Linked DNA regions of Homo sapiens: regions 1 and 2 are each linked to region 3. A link is a contact called in ENCODE Hi-C or POLR2A ChIA-PET data. All regions are on one chromosome and are shown on one strand. The core of a region is the stretch at or near the end of the contact, and the rest is flanking DNA. Distances in the headings are between cores, read along the strand shown.

The links. A loop is a pair of places that touch in the nucleus more often than their neighbours do. ChIA-PET counts read pairs that join two places held with the same protein, here RNA polymerase II (POLR2A). Pooled maps may share reads with other maps.
Region 1: a pooled map shows a loop between it and region 3 (2.5-fold over the local background). The contact joins two enhancer-like sites. A Hi-C loop is called at or near these places in 3 of 50 pooled maps. POLR2A ChIA-PET finds 5 or more read pairs at or near these places in 4 of 52 experiments (GM12878, activated CD4-positive, alpha-beta T cell, activated T-cell and 1 more).
Region 2: a loop to region 3 is called in a pooled map, with 2.9 times the contacts of the local background. The contact joins two enhancer-like sites. A Hi-C loop is called at or near these places in 2 of 50 pooled maps. POLR2A ChIA-PET finds 5 or more read pairs at or near these places in 3 of 52 experiments (GM12878, activated CD4-positive, alpha-beta T cell and activated T-cell).

What each region holds. Positions count from the first base shown.
Region 1 is chr1:89,691,958-89,696,463 of GRCh38, forward strand. All of the region lies in intron 2 of LRRC8C (leucine rich repeat containing 8 VRAC subunit C), which reads left to right. Among named protein-coding and RNA genes, the nearest start is that of LRRC8C, 61 kb to the left of the region's middle. Within about 2 kb of position 2,459, at least 9 of the 41 ENCODE cell types and tissues checked have a DNase peak (open chromatin) inside an H3K27ac peak, as active enhancers do; they include GM12878, where a contact is called at or near this core.
Region 2 is chr1:89,668,784-89,673,159 of GRCh38, forward strand. The region is part of intron 1 of LRRC8C (leucine rich repeat containing 8 VRAC subunit C); the gene reads left to right. Among named protein-coding and RNA genes, the nearest start is that of LRRC8C, 38 kb to the left of the region's middle. Within about 2 kb of position 1,513, at least 4 of the 41 ENCODE cell types and tissues checked have a DNase peak (open chromatin) inside an H3K27ac peak, as active enhancers do.
Region 3 is chr1:89,841,448-89,846,244 of GRCh38, forward strand. LRRC8D (leucine rich repeat containing 8 VRAC subunit D) reads left to right here. Exons shown (of 3, transcript NM_001134479.2): 2 at 2,191-2,335. Among named protein-coding and RNA genes, the nearest start is that of LRRC8D-DT, 22 kb to the left of the region's middle. RefSeq lists silencers at 1,123-1,417, 1,941-2,160. Within about 2 kb of position 1,929, at least 37 of the 41 ENCODE cell types and tissues checked have a DNase peak (open chromatin) inside an H3K27ac peak, as active enhancers do; they include GM12878, where a contact is called at or near this core.

The DNA.
Region 1 (4,506 bases), core at 1,209-3,708, 150 kb before region 3:
CTCTATAGTGAGCATTAACAAAACAAGAAAGAATGCATGGTACAAATTATCAAAGTAAAACTACCTAGGATCCATATAACAAATTAATGTTCCATAGGGGAAGAATTTAAGCTCTTATTTTAGCTCTGCTATGATAATCCACTAAAAATGGCTTAATGACTGATAACTTTATAAACAAAGGATTCTCTGTGAAGCTCAAGTTCCTTTCTCATTCCCAAGGCGATGTTAAAATTGTTAAAATATATTTTTATGTCTTGATTTTCCACTTGTAAATTGAAAGTGTATCATTCTTTCTGATCTTATTTACAAAGCAAGTTAACTCCTATATTGGAATACATGACAAGGCAAAATCTAAGGTGAAGTTAGAAGAACACTCTTTGATGATAAAATAGTAATCCAACAGCTTTTAGAGTAACTATTTTGTAAGTTGCTTTTTTCATGTCAAGTTAACAGTTGATATCTGTTTACTCCTAAAAGATTGTATTCATATAGGTTCAACACTACTCAGCTTGGAAAATACTGGGGGATTAAGGAGATTATTTTCTATCAAGGGGATGTTGATTCTTTCTTGCACTTATGTAAAAGGATTAGAACCAGCACTTTTGCCTTACTTGTCTGACAAATATTTATTCATTTCTGAGCAAGTAGCTCTTTTCAAGGCTGCCATGAAATAAGAGCATGTATAAAGAGCATTCCTTAGATTACATCAATCCACATAAGAACAAATATAAACTCACTATAAGCCAGGAGAGTGTAGGAGTATATGTGTCTGTCCTATTCCTGTACAGTCATACACCCTCAAGGACCAATAGTGTAAACACCCAACTTTGTGCTATAAACAACACTATTCAAAAACTCAACACATTCAACAAAATAGACCATATCCTGAAAGGTCAACACGTTGCTTCCTGGAAAAATAAGATTGCTTTAGATCTCTGCTCAGTGACTCCAGGTTATCTTATTATGACCAAATCCAAAACAGCCCATGGGCAGACCGTTACCAAATATAGAATTAGCAGTTAGAAACCAGAAACAGGAACTGGAAGATGCAAGCCCCCTGGAAGCCCTAGGGGACCTGCCTTGTGATTGTGACATAGAAAAGACATTTCCTGCTTTCTGAATTTGGAGGGGAAAAAAGAATTATTTCAATGACAAAGCCACCTACAAAAAAATCCTGGAAGATTTAACCCAATCACTAGGAGCGAAGTGGCCAGCAGGGTCACACTATCAAAAAGGTTAGGACATGTGAGTTTTTTGGTTAGAGCTGATCCCCGCTTTGATTTTTAGGGCATACTGAAATTAATTTCTACTTCTCTGATTTAGAGCCATCAATGTCAGCTCCATGACAAATGACCTTCAGGTGAAAATGCTCATAGGCAGTTCACTGGAAAGTACAGGCAATCAGAATTATAGATTCCAGAATGATATCAGAAGACTTCATTTTGACAATGTGCCCTGAATTCTTGCTTCTACTCCCCCCATGCAGTCATCTGCTGTATACTGTCTGGGATTTCTAGTAGATCTTTTTCTTTGGCCAAATTTGAATTTTATAGATAGAAGCCCAGAAATTCTTACTTAGAATCAGTAATACTGATTACATCAGAATACTGATGAAATCACAGATAGAAGTGAAGGCTTAAAATCAAGACCTCATCTCAGATATGTTCCTTTTCTTTTATCTTTTCTTCCTTTTTTTTTTTTTTTTTTTTTTTTTTTTTGAGACAGAGTCTCACTCTGTCACCCAGGCTGGAGTGCAGAGGCGCGGTCTCGGCTCACTGCAACCTCTGCCTCCCAGTTCAAGCAATTCTCATACCTCAGCCACCTGAGTAGCTGGGTTTACAAGCATGCACCACCACACCCAGCTAATTTTTGTATTTTTAGTGGAGACAGAGTTTAACCATTTTGGCCAGGTTGGTCTTGAACTCCTGGCCTAGAGTGATCCACCCACCTCAGCCTTCCAAAGTGCTGGGATTACAGGTGTGAGCTACTGCACCGGCCCAGTTGTATAAAGTTTCCATGTACCCACCTTACATCTCCGTTCTACTAGGGTCTTTGGGGAATATAAAACAAAAATTATTTAGATAGTGAAAATAATTGTAAAGAGCAACCTTTGTCATCTCTGTGGGGATGGTAGTGAATGGTGTGAAAGAAACACTATTTCAAAACCTCTGTTACATCTAGTATCAAAAATATGCCTTAGTTGGGACCTTCTTTTTATGGTGGTTTATTTGAACTGACACTTTTGATCTTCCCTAGAATTTTACTTCTTGTCATCTATCACCTTGACAATTTTATGTGGACTGAATTCCAATTTTATGTGGACTGTATACAGGGTGGTTATAGGAATACAGGAATAAATTATATTCCAGGGAGAAAAAAGTGATATGGTGTATTACAGAAGATAAGACTTGTGGGGCATGGTAACATTCTACAGATGTCCACTTGGGGGTTTCTAGCAAACAAGGACTTTCAGCTCTGCTTCATTTTGTTTCGTTTGTTTTGTTATTTTGGAGACGAGTTCTCACTCTGTTGCGCAGGCTGCTTTGAAACTCCTGGGCTCTAGTGATCTTCCTGCCTCAGCTTCCTGAGTAGCTGGGATTACAGGTGCGTGACACCATGCCCAGCTTCTTTTTTTTTTTTTTTTTTTTTTGAGATGGAGTCTCACTCTGTCACCCAGGCTGGAATGTGTGCATTGGCATGATCTCACTGCAACTCCACTTCCCGGGTTCAAGTGGTTCTCCTGCCTCAGCTTCCCTAGTAGTTGAGATTACATCCATGCACCACCACACCCAGCTAATTTTTGTATTTTTAGTAGAGACGGGCTTTCACCATGTTGGCCAGAATGGTCTCAAACTTCTGACCTCAAGTGATCCACCCGCCTCAGCCTCCCAAAGTGCTGGGAGCCCAGCCCATGCCCAGCTTTTTTGTTATAATAGCACTTCCTGTTTCTAATAAAAGTATAAAGACTTTTTTTTTTTTTTTTTGATACAGAGTCTCACTGTCGCCCAGGCTGGAGTGCAGTGGCTCAATCTTGGCTCACTGCAACCTCCACCTCCTGGGTTCAAGCAATTCACCTGCCTCAGCCTCCCGAGTAACTGGGACTACAGACGTGAGCCACCATGCCCAGCTAATTTTTGTATTTTTAGTAGAGATGGGGTTTCACCATGTTGGCCAGGCTGGTCTCAAACTCCTGACCTCAGGTGATCTGCCCCCCTCGGGCTCCCAAAGTGCTGGGATTACAGGCATGAACCACCGCGCCCGGCCCTATATAAAGGCTTTTGAACATACATAGTGACATTTTTCATCATGTAATGACAAGTTCAAAATGTTAAGTTTCCTAAGAAGTGTTTGAACTACTGGCAGTAATAGGGTCAGCTATCTTAAAATAGAATTGGCATCTCCCTACTCAAGTTATTTTAGTTCTTAAAAGCTGGTGAGATTCTTTGCACTGATATCCAAAGCTGGGGCTATGTGACCTTAAGTTCAATATGTTAACTTACTGTTTAGGATGTTGATGTTAAATGTTATAGGTGATAGATATTGGACTCAGAAAATGCTTAATGCAAGCTGAGACAGTGTTGTAGTGATATTCACTTGTAGAACACTTGTATGCATGATTATATCAGTTAGTAGTCACTTAATTTTATATTTTTAGAATTCTGCAAAAATCTTTTGTCTAATAAATAGGCCATCAACTATCTCATCATTTTACCTTGTAAGAAACCTTATATGCTCACTGGAAATAGAAAACCTGGATTTAAAAAAAATAATAATTTCAGCTAGATCAAGTTAATTTAAAGAGAAAAAACAAAATCTTTCCCCAAAACTTCAAACAGAAAGCATGGGCTCTCTCATATGCTCTTAGTATGAGTTTAGGTGAAACACATGGCTTTTCTGAGGCCCAGTTTTATAAAATGAGCAGGATAGGCATCACTTCCATTTTACAGTTTTATTGTGAAAAAAATGGTGATAAAATAGAAATGTATTGTTTTTAGTCTCTTTAGAAACTGTAGACCTCAAAATGTCTTCTCTGGGCAATTACTCTGATCCTCCCCAATTGAAAAACAAAACAAAAAACTGCCTTCTCTTCATTTGGGGCATCTTCATATAGTCATAAGTGTGATTAGTTGAGTCTTGACAAACAGAGATTGAGAGAGGTCTTGAATCCAGGACCAAATGCCCTAATTCTGATAGCTACCTACATCTGTCTCCCAGAAGACTTTGCAGGAGCTATACAGACATAGTGGACAAGATCAGGCAGAAGAACATTTAATTAAAGCTAAGGTTCTGGCCCTAAACCACATTATCAGTTTCCTGGTGAGCTAGGCCACACTTCAGATAAGTCTCAAGCACTTTCTTTGCCTAAGCTCTGAAAAATCTACGTACCTGCAAAAAAAGTGGGGGTGTGGTAGGGAGTTCTGAAAAAAACTCCTTAGCTTCTTTTTCTACACCTTAATCTCTGCTGTGCTCAGGTCAAAGAAAGGTAATCTGAGTAAAGAACAGACA
Region 2 (4,376 bases), core at 263-2,762, 170 kb before region 3:
CGTGGATTTAATATGGAGGTTCAACAGATAACATGTTTAATGTCTGGCAGTTAGTAAGCATGATAACATTATATGTCAATTATATACCTTTTATTTCCTATTTAACCAACACAATTTTTTTGTTTCTTCTGTTTTTATAAATAATTCTATTTTAGTGTGGTACCTCAAATTAGGACAGAAGTCTCCAAACACCGATAAATTCTTATTCTCAAAAGTAAACTTCATTATTCACAATAACCAAGATGTAAAAATAACCAAAATGTCCATTGACAGATGAATAGAAAAAGAAAATGTAGTATATACACACAATGGAATACTACTCAGCCTTTAAAAAACAGGAAATTCTGCAATATGTGACAACATGGATGAATGAGGACGTTCTGATAAGTGAAATAAGCCAGTCACAGAAAGATATGTGATTCCATATGTGAAGTATCTAAAGTAGTCAAATTAATAAAATCAAAGAGAACACTGGTGGTTGCCAGGGGCTGGGGGGAGGGGAAATGGCGAGCTGTTAATACTAATCAATGGGCATAAAGTTTCTGTTTGCAACATGAGTAAGCTTTAAAGATCTGCTGTACAACATTGTACCTATAGTTACCCAAACTGTATGGTATGCTTAAAATTTTAAGCGGGTAGATCTTATATTGTGCTCTTACCAAAATAACATGTTTAAAAATCATAAAGTCATTATCATAGCTATCAAATTTGATTGTCATCTCTATTGCTAATATTAGTAGCTGTCATCTATTGAGTGCTAATTCCTGCCCAGTACCATGATTAGTGTTTGCCACTCTTACATGCTTCCCCAGCAATCCTGTGAAGCAAGATACTGTTCTTTTCCCCATTCTCAAGATGAGAAAACAGAAGGATTAAGTAAGTTTCTTGTGGTCACCCAGCTTACAAGTGACAGAGCCGGGATACAGACTCAGGCACCCTGACTTCAGTGCCATGCTCCCAACCACTATGATTCTGAAGTATTATTTTTATATTCTAGTACTATATTAATATGATTGTCTGCCCTTGAGAGGAGTCATTTATTGCCTTAATAACCAATGACAGATCTCCTCCAAAAAAGTAGAGATTGGACATGGAAAATGTAACCTAGGAGGATGTTTCTATTTCTTATGTTTGTTTCTTTTTTCTTTTGCCTTTTCCTATAATAAAACCAGATATTTGAGTGGAGATTCTATGTCATTTGCAGAAAAGTGAGTGGGTGGAAATAATCCATAATGTTTAACTTTTTTAATTATTTAAGATTATATATCACTGAAGAAAATCTCATTTGATCCCTGCAAACCCTTTCCCATTCCCCTTATTTAATTCTGTGAGTCAAAGAAAAGAAAGGTCCAGAATAGTTATTATATCAGCTTAGTTCTTATTATTAATACCATGCTTTCACTCCCTTGGATATTTTCTGTATTTAATCCGTTTACATGCTTTTTGCGTGTTGCCATAGTAAAGCTCATTCCGTGATGTGAGAGACCCTAGTGCTGAAGAAGGTTTTCTTAGCGTTAAACCTCGCATTTTCATTTCCGCATTTTATCTTGGTGTTACCAGGGCAACCCAAATAATTTCATTTTCTCTTCGAAGTTGATGCCCTTAGCCTGTTATACCCTCATGCTGACTCATTCATGTTCTTGCCATTTTTTTTCTAGTGTAATTCTGGTAACTACTTTCTTTACAACATATGTTTTCTGCTTTTCTTTCTATAATCATAGCAGCTAATGCATTGTTGGAGTAGTGGTTAAATATTTGGAGGGATTACAAATCCCACTGAAGATTGGAAAAGAGCTGTGGACTTTCTCTTCAGAAAAATGTCAATTTAAAAAATAATGAATGAAAATATTGAATATATAGAAGTTTATTCAAGTATCTCTTTACAAATCTATTTGGTTCTTAGCTTTTGAATAGCAAGTTGCAAGAGTTTATACAGCAAGGAATTTATCAAAAAAACTATCTGAATCTATTCCATCTTTAAATTTAGATTGTGAAAGTAAAGGTACCTGTTTATTTCTGTTTTCATATCTTCATCCCAGGGCAGTCCCATGCTTGGTTTTATACCCTGTTTGTCTCTGGCATGTCTCTTGGCAAACCACCTGCAGGAGTTAAAAAGCTAGTTGGTATGCATCTTTTCCAGTGCTGGCCTGGCTTATGCAAGCCCCTTGGGTTTGAATCAGTATAAAGAGCTGAAGAGCAAAGAAAGGGGATAATACATTTTTTGGTTTCCTTGTTTATAGATCTGTTACTCACATATGCTCTTTTTTTTCTTTCTTTTTATTTTTTTGAGATGGGGTCTGGCTCTGTCACCCAGGCTGGAGTGCAGTGGCTATTCATGGGTACCATCATAGCTCACTGCATCCTTAAACTCCTGGTCTCAAATGATTCTCCCACCTCAGCCACCCCAGTAGTCACATATTCTACTATAGCTTTTTATTTATCTTCTATCCCCAGTGCTTGGCACTTAGTAGTTAGGTAAAATGTGTTGAAAAAGGTTAGGGAGGGAAGAAGGTTAGAGAGGAGGAAAGGAGAAAAGGAAAGAGGAAGGGCATACTCAAGGAAGGGAAGAAAAAGAGAAAAGTGAAAAACAGATCAAAGGAGACTATCCTCTGAGCAAAGACAATCTCTGTGCATAGCTCAGAAGTCAGTTCCTAAGGAGGAATTCTAGGTGGATTTCGAGTGAGGGGCCCTCATGGCAGGCTGACACACATTTGGATAAATGCAGGAGAGTAAAGACATGGTTGACCCACATGTTGCTGCGTGTGTTCAGTCTCAGGAGATTGTTGAGCAGCCCATGACCGGTGATGACCATCCCACTGAGATTCTAACGGCCTTCAGTGCCTGTCATGAGAATTTTGTGAACTTGGTACAAACATAGGCTATTGAGCCAGATTTTAACATGGAATTAATGTGGAGGCATTAATGATGTTTACGCTGAATTAATGTGGAGGCATTGTGTGGAGGATGACCAAGTATAGGTCAGAGTCAGTTTGCATGTTCTAGAAGGCAGTTTTCTCCATTTAACAGCCACATGCAAGGTGAAGCTGTGAAGCTTTACATGAATCTGCAGAAAGCATGGGTAGATTTTCACACATACCGTACAAAACAACTTTTGGTGAATGAGTCTTGTGACTTTTTGCCAGTTCCATCTAAGAGCATGTCATGTGTTGCCCTCCTTGTCTCAGATCATCTGGACTGGCTCAGGCTACCCCTATCCTTATGTCTCTACAGATAGAAAATGACAGGGCCCAACCTTATTCAAAATAAACAGAAACAAAACATTTATGAGTAATGGATAGCAAAATGAAACATTTTAAGAGGGGAAAAACAAACAACAAAAAAAGCCATTACGTTGCAGACCCTTCACTCTGTCTGAAATGTTCTCCTGGCCTTGGCCTCCAATTTTACCTAGCTAACTGTTACTACTTATACTATACTTCATACTTCCATGCAAGCATCACTTCCTAAACCCCCAGTAGTTCAGGTCCTAACATATACTGTCAGAGTGACCTACACTTCTACTTCATCATGCTTGTCACAATTGTGATTAAATGGTTGTGTGTCATTGTTTACTGTCTGTCTTTCCACCATAATGCATGATTCATGAAGACGGGGATTATGTCTCTCTTACTCATCACTTTATTCACATTAACGAGCTCAATACCTTGCAGATAGAGCTATTCTAATACTTATAGAAAGAATAAATAAAGTTCCAGGCATCGTGGTAAGTGCTAGGAATATAAAGCTTTCAAAGACACCGCATCTGTCCTTTGGAAACGTTGTACTCCAGTAGCTATCTCCATTGATAATCTATTCAGCCTCTAGAAACAGAAAGACCAAGGATACATTAAGATCCTAGAACTTTCTCCACCCCCATTCCCCTACATCCCATGTCTTTCTCACGATAATCCCAAGACTGGCCGTGCTTGTGTCCAAGGATGTGGAATAGAAATGAACCAACTTATCTTTCCACCAATTTCCATTTCTTCGTTGACTGGATATTTATTTATTTATTTATTTATTTATTTTTATAGAAACAATTTTAATTTATATCTGTGTTACCTAATGTTTTAGGTTTCTAAAACATTAGGCTGTGTTAAGTTTTTAAGATGGGTCATTGGAAAAGAAGATCAAACATTACAAGAACAAGTAAAAACAAACATCCCCACAGTTGTTTCATAAACCCTGTCCTTTCCCTTGGCCCTAAGCCTACTTTCCACTGCCCAAAACATCATCTACTTCATTCCTAAGTCCTTCTTCAGAACTTCCAAAGATCTCTCTTCTTTGAAGTGTTGGACTTTTAAAAGTGTTTTTTCTTCTTTCTTCCATACTTTTTTCTACTTGTCTAAAGTTTTAATTGAATTCCTATGACCTTT
Region 3 (4,797 bases), core at 679-3,178:
TGGTTGCGTCAGGAGCCTCATAGCAGCATGCTACTGACAGGTGATTGTGAACTAAGTGTTATAGCAGAAGGAAACAGAAAATGAGAGAATGTCAACTTGAAGCCATGTGTGTTTTTGTGAACATCATTTGCCACTTTCTTAAAGAGCCCCAGTTAGAGAAAAAATAATGCAGGAATCGAATTTTAGTCAGCTTGTTAGGTTCTGAACTGGACAGACTTTGTACCTTGGCATATGAGTAGCCATTCTAGAACCTTTTGAACTTTTGCCACCAAGTAATTCTGGAAAGGCTGACAGCCAGCAGTAGGTAATGGAAAAAGCCAGTATCCTCTGCCCGAGAAATTAAGGTGTGTATTATTCAGGTGGTTAAAGAAACTGCCTACCACAACAGCAATAGCTGGTAAGTAGCAGGATCATTCAGAGATGAAGGGATGGATCACAGGATGGTTGCTGTGCTGGACTTTCTCCCTAGAATTCATGATCATTGGCCAGGAGTGGTGGTTTACGCCTGTAATCCCAGCACTTTGGGAGGCTGAGGCGGGTGGATCATGAGGTCAGGAGATCGAGATCATCCTGGCCAACATTGTGAAACCTCATCTGTACTAAAAATACAAAAAAATTAGCTGGGCATGGTGGCGTGTGCCTGTAGTTTAAGCTTCTCGGGAGGCTGAGGCAGGAGAATCGTTTGAACCCGAGAGGCGGAGGTTGCAGTGAGCCGAGATCACGCCACTGCACTCCAGCCTGGGCGACAGAGCGAGACTCTGTCTCAGAAAAAAAAAAAAAAAAAAGAATTTGTGATCATTGTAGGAATTCGCAGTGTAGGGGAAATGGTACAGATTTTATAATCAGGAAAGACCTGTATTCAGTTCTCCATTTGACCACTTTCTGCCAGAGCCATGGGAACAGTTTTTTAATTTCTCTGACCCTGTTTCCTCACTTGGGAATATGACTTTTGCAGATCTGTTGGAAAATATTAAGGCCAAGAGGGATTTAAAATGAGATGTTGTCTAGCACTGAGTAGGAGCTTAATATCTATCCGTTCCTTTCTGCTTCAGTCAAAACTGAGCTTCATATGTAGAATGATTATTGTTTGTATTACATTCTCCATTTTGAGTATGGAACCATGAATGCCAACAGCTTGATAATAAAAGGAGCCGTTTGTCAAGAGACAGTCCTGTAAGCGCTTTTTAACCTGGTAGACTGTGCATGTAAGGGCAGGCAGGTTACAAATGCGAATCCCCATAGCCAGCACACTCTACATACAGCAGATTCTTAAGCCATCTGTGTACTCTTTTTAACACTGTACTGAAGTCCACTTAAGTCAGAGTTCAACAAAATGAATGAATGTAATCCCAGGACTATGGAACTTCTCTGTGATTACATAGCACAGAGAACTACGGAATCATTTTCTGGAAGAATGCACCATGCGATTATGCTCCATGTGGAATTGGTATATATAAATGTTGGTAGACTGTGAGGATGAGGTTGACAGGTTGATCTGAGTAGAGACCCTAGGAGGAACCGAGGATACTATGTAGTTTTGTTGTTGTTACTGTTTTGCAGTTCCTGGCTGCTCTGTGTTGGCAGCTGTGTGCACGCTTTCTCTTTTGAGCCAGCGAGGCACAAGACAAGTAATTTCCCATCTTGAATCTCTCACAGCTGCTGAGCTGTAGTGGATATACTGGGATGTGGCTATGAACTTTAAAAATTTGCATAAATCCAGCCCCTACTCCCCTGCAAAGGCTCAGTCTTGTCTTTACACCTTCCCCGAGGTAATTATTTTCTGGGGGGTAGGGGTGGGGGTTGGGAGGGTGAAGAAAGGAAGAAAAAGAAGGCCGATCACACTGGGCACCGGCGGAGGAAGCGTGGAGTCCATTGATCTAGGTACTTGTGGGGAGGGGAGAACCCGAGCAGCAGCTGCAAACGGAAGGGCTGTGAGCGAGCGGGCGGGCGGGTGGCTGGCAGCGAGGCCACCAGCAGGGGGGGCCCGGGCCGAGGCCGCGCCACCTCGGCACCACGCGGGCAGCCGGTGCGGCGGGGTCGCCACGGCCAGGGGAGCGCTGGGTGCCCACCATGGCAGTTATGCAAGCGGTGACCCCCTGGTCTTGCCTCCCCGCCGCCCTGCACTCCTTCCTCCCCGCTGCCGACACTTGGATCTCTCTAGCTCTTTCTCTCCCCTGTGTTTTCAAACAGGAAGTGCACGGCTGTCTATAACGTGCTGCCGGGTCTCAGGATGGAGGAGTGAAGTCTCCTGTCGCCGTGGTTCCAGCCTCCGGAGCTCGCCCAAGCCGCGTCCCCAGAGAGCGCCCTGAGAGAACAGGGTGGCCGCTTGGTCCAGGTGCGCGGGGTCGGGTCTGGGTCCAGGGAGCGGGTCGGGAAGTCTGCGGCACGGAGCACTGCTAGTGTCGGATCTGCATCTCCAGCTCTGTGCTGCAGCTTCACTTGCCCGCCCCCCACCACTGGCTTCTCACCCGGGGTCTCTGCCAAACTCTGGCTGCTGCCGCCCTGGGTTCGGGCCGGCGGAAGGCCCTGGGCGTGCGCTGCGGAGCCGCCTGCGAGGACTCCACTAGGGCGCTTTCCAGGCTGGACTGCCCCGGGCTGCGCTGGAGCTGCCAGTGCTCGGGGAGTCTTCCTGGAGTCCCCAGCTGCCCTCTCCACCCTCTCCTCCAGCTGCTGCTGCCTGAAGCAGCAGCTCTTTGTTCCTCCCTTACTGGTCTGGGGTCATACACATAAATGTCCTGGGAGGCAGGGTGGTGGGAGGGTAAGGGGTTGGGACGTAGGGAAGAGGAAGAAGATGAGTTGTGGGTGAAGTGTAAGGTGGACAGGAGAAAAGAATCTTAGTGTCCATGCTCAGAAATCAGCTCTTCAGCTGCTGAAACAGAGGACCCCGGTTCCTTGGTTTCTGTTTTGGGAAAGCCAGGCCATGCCAAACAGAGGGAATTAATGATGCAGGCACACACCGGAAAGGTAGGGACCAGGAATGAGGCACAGCAGCGAGTTCTGAGATGTTTAGTCTGGTGTCTGGCTTGTTAACTCCACTGTGGTTTCTGAGCCAGGCCTCCTCGCTGAGACAGAAGGTACTTTAACATATGAGCCAGGCATCTTTATTAATTCCATTTGTCATCAAAGTAAAATTGAGAGTGACTTTTCTCAAATTCACCAGGTAGATTATACTTTCACTTCCACATCGTGTTCCATCTCAAATGTTCATAGGAGAATAAAACACTAGGGTTGGTTTTATGCTACAGACGTTTTGCATCTTTATTTCCCTGGCAGGTCCAATCTTTCTCCAGAATAACTCAGATTGACTTCTCCCCCCAGTGAAAGCCTAGCCTTGTTTTACCGCCTGTTTATCTACCTGGTGAAACTCTAGTCTTGGGGAGGACACTAAGGGGAGTGGGATGGCTGAGAATAATCAGTTTGATGGGATCATTATATGGCCTCAAATTAAATGTTTGAGCCCTGTTAAAGCCAGTAGCATCTTCTTAATTTTTATTTCCGAGGAAGGGATGTGAGCATATGACTAGAGGGGAGGAAAGTGAGACTCTGCCAAAGAAGATCTCTCCCTGTAGCACAGAGGAAAAGTGAATCTGTGTAGCACAGTATCACATACACTGCGCGCTTTCACTTTATCGGGTAGCCAAGCCATCTAAGGAGTCAGGGTTAGGTGTAGAATTTACATTCATGACGTGGGATGCTGACTATAGCATTCTGATGCTGAAAATTTTATCATAAAACATATTTACTACATAATTAAGTTTGCTTTGAAAGGAAAATTTACCAGGGTGGTACAAATTTACCAGCTTGAGTACAAAACATGTAATCAATAAGTACATGGCATTAAGTAGCCAAAATGCACTATGAAAACTGAACAATTAAACTTATCCTTCCTAGATAGACATGAACTTCGTAAGTTTGAATTTAATTGTGAGATGGCTGTGTTTATGCCTCTTCTTGCCAAATACGTCATGAAAAGTGAGAAAGTAATCGAGAGAGATTCTTTTTATTTTGAGACGGTTTTTCATTCTGTCACCCAGGCTGGAGTGCAGTGACGTGATCTCAGCTCACTGCAATCTCTGCCGCCTGGGTTCAAGCGATTCTCCTGCCTCAGCCTCCTGAGTAGCTGAGATTACAGGTGCACGCCACCACACCCAGCGAATTTTTGTATTTTTAGTAGAGACAGGGTTTCACCATGTTGGCCAGGCTGGTCTCGAACTCCTAACCTCAAGTGATCTGCCCACCTCAGCCTTCCAAAATACTGGGAGGCCACCACACTCAGCCAGTCAAGAGAGATTCTTGAAAGACCTGTACAACCATAGTGTTTTGCAGCTACTTTTTTTTTTTTATTTTTGAGACGGAGGAGTTTTGCTCTTGTTGCCCTGGCTGGAGTGCAATGGTGCGATCTTGGCTTACCACAACCTCCGTCTCCCGGGTTCAAGCGACTCTTCTGCCACAGCCTCCCGAGTAGCTGGGATTACAGGCACGCACCACCTCGCTCAGCTAATTTTGTATTTTTAGTATTGATGGGGTTTATCCATGTTGGTCAGACTGGTCTAGAACTCCTCACCCCATGATCCACCCGCCTCGGCCTCCCAAAGTGCTGGGATTACAGGAGTGAGCCACTGCACCCAGCCACTGCCTCTACTTTTATACCTATGTGTGTTCCTTGCCCCCCAGTTTATTAATTTATTTGGGGACTTTCTTTAGCATCTGTCACTCTGCTCTAAGATACAGTAGAACAGCTTTTGTGAGCCTCCAAATCTCCCATTTAAGAACAGAGTCTCCTTCTATTCTAGTGAT